Regions from separate parts of the Homo sapiens genome. Here region 1 is linked to region 2. The links are chromatin contacts, found by Hi-C or POLR2A ChIA-PET in ENCODE. All regions are on one chromosome and are shown on one strand. Each heading gives the region's core, a stretch centred on a gene start or an enhancer-like site at or near the end of the contact. The rest is flanking DNA. Distances are from core to core; before and after follow the strand shown.

The links. Hi-C counts contacts between places; a loop is a spot of excess contacts on that map. ChIA-PET counts read pairs that join two places held with the same protein, here RNA polymerase II (POLR2A). Pooled maps may share reads with other maps.
Region 1: a map with no recorded cell type shows a loop between it and region 2 (8-fold over the local background). The contact joins the enhancer-like site here to the promoter of TBC1D25 in region 2. A Hi-C loop is called at or near these places in 2 of 37 single-sample maps with no recorded cell type and 7 of 50 pooled maps. POLR2A ChIA-PET finds 5 or more read pairs at or near these places in 4 of 52 experiments (B cell, activated B cell, activated T-cell and 1 more).

Annotation. Positions count from the first base shown.
Region 1 is chrX:48,937,309-48,941,183 of GRCh38, reverse strand. All of the region lies in intron 2 of OTUD5 (OTU deubiquitinase 5), which reads left to right. Among named protein-coding and RNA genes, the nearest start is that of OTUD5, 18 kb to the left of the region's middle. RefSeq lists cis regulatory regions at 230-730, 1-1,055 and enhancers at 620-879, 2,010-2,059, 2,070-2,569, 3,451-3,875. Within about 2 kb of position 1,428, at least 6 of the 41 ENCODE cell types and tissues checked have a DNase peak (open chromatin) inside an H3K27ac peak, as active enhancers do; they include B cell, where a contact is called at or near this core.
Region 2 is chrX:48,537,754-48,541,135 of GRCh38, reverse strand. TBC1D25 (TBC1 domain family member 25) reads right to left here and starts at 1,422. Exons shown (of 6, transcript NM_002536.4): 1 at 1,216-1,422. The coding sequence starts at 1,338. RefSeq lists enhancers at 767-1,267, 1,268-1,768 and a silencer at 1,262-1,481.

The sequences.
Region 1 (3,875 bases), core at 179-2,678, 400 kb before region 2:
TGGGATTATAGGCATGAGCCACCGCATCCGGCCAGGACACATTCTTTTTATGATCCTAGGATCCTTAGCTTCTTAGCTTGGTTGTCAACTGGCTGGATGACCTTGGCTGTGTTCCTTGACTTCTCTGGACCTTACCTCCTCCAAGTAGGAGCACGTGGCCCTCTGTTGTTGGGAGTCTTGAGGCAGGTGGCTTTCTGCCTTCTGTTCCCCTGGATTATCTTCCTATAGGGTCCTACCATTTGCTTTAGAGACTTCTGAGAATTGCCTACTCCCCAGGTAGCTGCCTGCCTGCCATTGGTTCCCCTGAGTTAAGCAATATCCATTGCTTGCGCTCAGTTCTCTCCCACCTCCTCTTATTGGGGATTCATGAGCATCATTGAAGGCTTGGGTGGAGTGGAGGTGGGAACCTGAGCCTCAGAGGTATCCTGTGGCCCACCCTGTCCCTGTTATGCTCAGATAACCTCCTCCTGGAAACATGACTCTGCATCTCTCCCTTGCTCCCTCCCTCCATGTGGCTTTGACTCAGCAGAAACCTCTAACCCTGACCAGGGTCCTGGTGCTAGCTTCTGTGGGCAGAGTGAAGGCCACATGGTTGTTTCTACATGGGCCATGGGGGAGTGGCAAGGGCTGTGCATGTTACCACGATGAGGCCCAGAAACATTAGCTAGGCCCACTCTTCTGGGCCTTTTGGTCTTGGAACATCAGCACTAGGAGGGATGGATCTGAGATCAATTTTGATTGTTTTATAAATGGGGAAACTGAGGCCTCAAGAGAAAGCCAAGACCCTACCCTATCTAGGTCATACAACCAGTGTCAGAACATTGGTATTTGAGGTTGAACCAGGCCACAGAAAGAAGATTCCCACGGGCCATTTCCTGTACACCAGCTTCCTTCAGCCTCTCCCGTGTATCCTTCAGGTTTCTCATCCTTGCAGTGGGAATCCTTGAGCAGAGGAGCACACATCTCAGGAACCAGACTATCCAGTGGGATGAGTTCTGTCTCTCCCACTGAGGGTATGCTAGTTGGGGTAGTTGGGGCTACAGACCAGGTCACACCACAGCTGCTTGACAGGCAAGTGAGACCTTTGTCCTGGCTCATCTCCTCAGGAGATTGGTTCTCAGTGGGGCCAGGGTTCCCACTGGACCAGGAGGGTAGTGGGGAGCAGACCAGGTCCCTGTCTCCCTCTGCAGCTGTGTGTACACACGTTAGTGTGGTTTGTTTTTAGGTTCCCTGTAGACACCTAGCTTCCTTTTTTGCCCTTAGCGGAACTTGCTGTGGCTCTTCTGGGAGGCAGGCAGCTACCTGGGGAGTAGGCAGTTCTCAGATGTCTCTAAAGCAAATGGTAGGACCCTATAGGAAGATAATCCAGGCTCTCATGTCTTGCTTCTTAACATAAATCTGGGTACATTATTGGTTACATTACATTAGTTACATAAGGACTTCCCCCGGGCAACAGAGGAGAGAGGTTGAGGCTAGTCTGTTAGAGCTCTTGGTTATTTCCCCTGCCCTCCACCTACCCTGCCAGAGGCCAGGAAGGAGGTTGGTGGGGTAGGGGGTCCCTCAGTTTATAGAGCCTCACATCTTCAGTCTTTCCTGAAGTGGCAAGGGCATCTACTCATTGAATGTGATAGTTCTCTGTTGTGGGATTTGTTGGGTGAGCATTTGGCCTCAGGGAGCATCTTTGGCAGTCTCTGCTGTATGTGTATACACATGTGCATTTCTATACTGGTGTCTCTGTGTGTCCAGAAAAAGGAAAGAAGTGGGGTGTGTATGGGGAGGGTAAGGTTCATATTGGCCTCTGTGGCCCTAGGGAGAGATGCAGCCCCTGATATCTATAATCTCTGCCCTCTCCCATGCCTTTCCTGGGTTCTAGCTGATTCCTGCTTGTGCTGGTGTGGAAACTGAGGCACACAAGATCAGGTCCTGCCCCAGGGAGTAAGGTGACTAAGATGGTGGCTGGATTGGGGTGAAGGTGGTAATATCAGCTGGGGCCAGCAGTTACCCTTTGAGAGCCTGGCCTCCCCTTCACTCCCCCTAAATCTGTGATCCCAGGCAAGCTTTGCCACATTTCTGTGTCTCCTGGGTAAAGTAAGAGTGTTTTGGTAAGGATAGAATGAGTTGGAGTGTGAAAAGTCTTTGGTGTGGGACCAATTGTAGTATTGTACTGAGGATTTCTGAGCCCTGTTTGAGATGGGAACAGAGGTAGAATGGTGGGGGACCCCCTTCCAGCTGGCCTCTGGGAGGGGAGAACAGGTGCAGATTGCCCACAAGTGCAGCGTCAGCAAGAGGAGGAGTTTCAGTTTCTATCAAAACAAGTTCTCTGAATTCCCCTACCTCTGCAGGTCATCCCCCCAACCTCAGACCCCTCCACAGGGAAGTCAAGCCTGGCCCCCAGCCCTGTGTGCCAGCCTTCTGGGAAGAGGAGGGCTTTCTGGAGGACAGAGGTGGAGCTAGGAAAGTCAGAAAAACGAATTCTTTTTTTTTTTTTTGAGACAGAGTTTCGCTCTTGTTGCCTAGGCTGTAGTGCAGTGGTGTGATCTTGGCTCATTGCAACCTCCACCTCCCGGGTTCAAGCGATTTTTCTGCCTCAGCCTCCCAAATAGCTGGGATTACAGGCATCCACCACCCTGCCTGGCTAATTTTTTGTATTTTTAGTAGAGATAGGGTTTCACCATGTTGGCTCGGCTGGTCTTGAACTCCTGACCTCAGGTGATCCACCTGCGTCGGCCTCCCAAATTGCTGGGATTACAGGCGTGAGCCACCACACCTGGCCAAAAATGAATTCTTGTTGAGTACTTCCTATGTGTTTAGCTCTGTGCTTAGATGCTTTTCCTGCCTTATATTATTGGAGAAATCCTTCTATTCTCCCTTGTTGGGGTAGTACTATTGCTGTTTTCCTTGGTTTGGAGATGTATATTTTCTTCCACGTTAATGATTCCAAACTTAGGGTATACCTTATAATCAGTGTGGTGTGTTTCCCCCCTCAAAAGCTGTGATTAGGTACATGTTATACCATATCACCTATCAGTGCCATCATAGGATTGAGGAGAGAAGGTGGTATTTTACATTTTACAGATAAGTAAAGAAGTGTCATAACTCGTCCATACTTTAGGACCCTGTTTTATGAAGCCTGTATTGTTAATTCGATATTAATTTAACTGCTGAAGTTTTGTTAGAACTAACGGCCTAGAGGTAGACTTGTGGACCTTTGGTTTCGCTAAAGGTAGAGAGCCAGGAGAGGACATGCATCCTAGGTCTGCATTTGGGGCTTTCCTCTGGCTGAGGAATTGCAACAGAAATGAGGAAGGGCTTCATAAGTGGTTATGGCAACATTCTGGCTGACTCGTGGGTAACTAGCATATGAAGGAATCATTGTCGTCATGACAAATTGTGTTCCTGTTTCTTGACCACCTACTGTGCCTTAGGTGCTTGGCAAACCTCCTGTGTAGTTTTGACAACACCCAGCAGATGGAAGAGGAGTTACTGTCTCCACCTTATGCATGAGGACATTTCAGCTTAGAGAGGTTAAAGGCCTTATCCATTGCTACACAGCTAGGAGGCAGCAGAGCCTTTCTGCCAGGCAAAGGGGTCAGTGGCAGAGAAATGGGACCCTCAGGGGGTTTTCCCCCAGATCCCTTCCCTGTTCCACAGTCTCCTCTCTTTCCCCATTTTCCTGCATCTGGCATCTAGCTCTTGAAGATAGAACTCCCAGGCCTGGAAATGACCGTTGACCTTTCCATAGGAGATGGGCTTTCTCCAGCACCTCAGCCTATCTCTCTGAGCCTGGCCAGCCAACCCCTATTTAACCCCTTCATTCTCATCTTTGTTCCTGTTTACTGCAGCTGCCAACAGCACTGCCTCCCAGTACCCCAAGC
Region 2 (3,382 bases), core at 173-2,672:
TATGGTTGCCAGAATCACCGTGTCCAGTCTGGCTCCTGTTAAATCAGTCCTCTATGGTGCTGTAACCAATCTAACACATCTACCTACAACACTCCCCTGCTTCAATCTCTTCAATGGCAACCCTAGAGTCCCAGCAAGCGGGCCTATGGGGCCCCAGCCAGCCTCTCACCAGGTTTTTTGAACTTTACACTCTAGTAGTACCAAACTGTTAGAAGTTACCTTGAAACCATCCTGACTCCAGGCCATTGATTGTGCTGATCCCCTGTCTGGAACATCCCTCCCACTTTCTTCACGTGGTTCACGCCCAGCTCAGGCATCATCTTTTTTCTGAATGTCAAACTTCTACCTTAGAGCTCTATTACACTGAAGTGATGTGTGGACCCTCTTATCACTGCCAGTGCCACTGGTTGGTCGGAGCCACCATCATTGTTTACTGGAACTATGGCAACAGCGTTCTTCCTCAGCATACACACCAAAGGCCCTTGGCGATCTGTCTCTGTCTTAGCGCTCTGATTCACCTCCTACCACTCTTCCCCTCATTCTCTCCACTCCAGCAATCAGGAACCTACGGGAACATGCCAGGCTCATTCCCATCCTCTAGTCTTTGCCCTTGCTATTCCTTCTGCCTAGAATACTCTTCCCTTCTAATATGCACATGGCTGACTCCTTTTATTCGGGTCTCTGCTCCTTCAATACCTCCTCTGGGGATTTCCCTGTACAACCTTGGCTAACGTGACTCCCTATTTCATAACCTTTTTCATTATTTTAGTGTCCGAAGCATCTCATTTCTTTAGTTGTCTCCACCCACGAGCCTGTCAGCTCATCAAAGTGGGAACTTGCACATAAGTGCACTCTCAACACATGGGTTGACTGACTCCAGAGCCAGCACCTTCTCATTCCTCAGAGCCCCACCCTCAACTACTGCGGCCCCTCCTCCAGCCCCATAGCCCCTCCCCTTTGTCTATAAGCTCCACCCATTCATCCCATAGACCCCCGCCTCGTCCCTCTATTTTCAGTCCCACGCCCCAAGGTACGTCGCTAACGCTCTCAGGCTCTCAGGCCCTCCCTACCCCTCGCCATCATCACTTGGCCCTCAAGCTTCGCCGCTCAGGTTATGTCCGAAATCTCAGGTCCCGCCCTCCATCCTATGACAGCCACCGCCTCCCCCTCCCCTGGGATGCCTCGGCGGCTGGGCCGACTCACCGCCAGCCTCACCTTGACTCGGACCCGCACCACCTCTCGCTCCTCCTCCTCAGCGGCCGCCGCCGCCTGAGCTCCCACACCGGGCGGGGGCGCTCCGGAGCCAGACAAGTCCGAGGCCCCGGAGGCTGTTGCCATCCCGCCGCCGCCCGTCTCAGGGTGACGGCTGACCGTTGCCCCCCACCCCGGCGCACACTCTACTGTACTGACGCCCGCCGCCCCACCTCGTGCCGGGGCGCAGGCGCAGAGGGCGCCGCGCGACCCTACCCCCCACCGTCCCTCCCACCTGGCCCTGCCTGGAGGTCGCCTCTGCGCCTGCGCCTAGAGTGCTGTTGCCAGGAGCCCCGCCCCCAAAAGTCGGGCATTTTGCTCTATTTCAGCTAGCGTGCAGACGCCTACTGAGGCCCCGCCTCCCCCAGCCCCGTGGTTTGGTTGTTTTGACAGCATACTTCCGGATTCACGGAGGTGTTAAACTGACGCCTCGTTCGCCAAGAGAAGGGGGCGGGGAAAGGAAGAGGCTGCGTGATGACGTCAGGCCCACACCCCGCCTCAAGTTGCCTCACGCCTCTGCTGGCAGATGATGTCATCTATTTCAAATACCAGTGGCCCTCGCTTCAAATGAATCCACTGAACAGAAAAAAATCCTTTTTTTTTTTATTTTTTTAGGCAGGGTCTCGCTCTGTCATCCAGGTTGGAGTGCAATGGCGCGATCACAGCTCACTGTAGCCTCAAAGTGAGCTATGATCAAGCGATCCTCCTGCCTCAGCCTCCCAAGAGCTGGGACTACAGGCGCGTGCTACCACGCCCAGCCAATTTTTGTATATCTTGTATAAACAGGGTTTAGCTGTGTTGCCCAGGCTAGTCTCGAACTCCTGACCTCAAGTGATCCACCCGTCTCGGCCTCTCAAAGTGTTGGGATTACAGGTGTGAGCCACAGCCCTCGGGTAAAGTGTTTTTAAAAATATACTCAGCAGGGTGCAGTGGCTCACGCCTTATAATCTCAGCACTTTGGGAGGCCGAGGCGGGCTGATCGCTTGAGCCCAGGAGTTCTAGACCAGCCTGGGCAACACAGCGAGACCCCGTCTCTAACAAAAAATTAAACAATTAGCTGGACGTGGTGGCGCACACCTGCAGTCCCAGCTACTCGGGAGGCTGAAGCGGCAGGATGGCTGAGCCCAGGAAGTCAAGGCTGCAGTGAGCGGTGATCACACCACTGCCCTAACCTGCACCACAGAGCAAGGCCCTGTTTCAAAAAAAATTAATAATTTATACCCTGACTTAGTAAGGTCAGATAAAACAGGAAAATGGTTTACACATTGTGAAAATTCATGGAGATTTTGTACACTGATGATTTTTGTACTTCCTGTATGAATGTTATACTTCATTAAATAATTTGCCCCCAAAAAACACTATTATGCTCTCTGGAGTTCTAGCTTTTTAGTTTGCCTTTGTCTGAAACTTGACGAGATCATACTTTCCCAAGTTTACACATCTAGGAGGCAAATTTCCAGGTAATTCAACTCCAGGAAGGACACTAATGCTTCTAATTGAAACCCAGGAAGAAGTTAACAATCAAGCCTTCAGAAGGCAGAAAGCGAGACAGACCCAGGGAGCTCAGCAGCATATCTCTAAAGCTCTGCCATTATTGAACCAGCTCAAAGGATCCCCGGTCTTTGTGTCCCTTTTCCAAGTTTCACATTCTCAGATCTTGGGGAATCACTGAATCACTGGAAAAGCCCTCTGTCCAGCTTGGTCTAGAGATTTCTTTGAAACCTGACTAAAATGTTGGTACTGACTGCCAGGGACCAGTTGAAAGAGAAGTGGCCAGGCTCAACTACGAACCAATCAATGGGGCCCAAATGATACCATCTATAAAAGATCAGCTTTTTGGGGTCCCAGAGCAGGGTGGATAATGGATCCGGAAGAGCAAATGGGGAATGCCCAGCAGAGCATGCAAAAGGCTCAGCAATGTGCTGAGCACATAGTTAGTGATCAAAACAATGAATGGAAGAAGCCAAGAATAAATGAAGAAAAATTTTAAAAAATAAACTGAGTCAGGCACAGTGGCTCACACTTGTAATCCCAGCACTTTGGGAGGCCGAAGTGGGAAGATCGCTTGAGCCGGGGAGTTTGAGACCAGCCTGGGCAACATAGGAAGACCCTGTCCCTACAAAATTAAAAA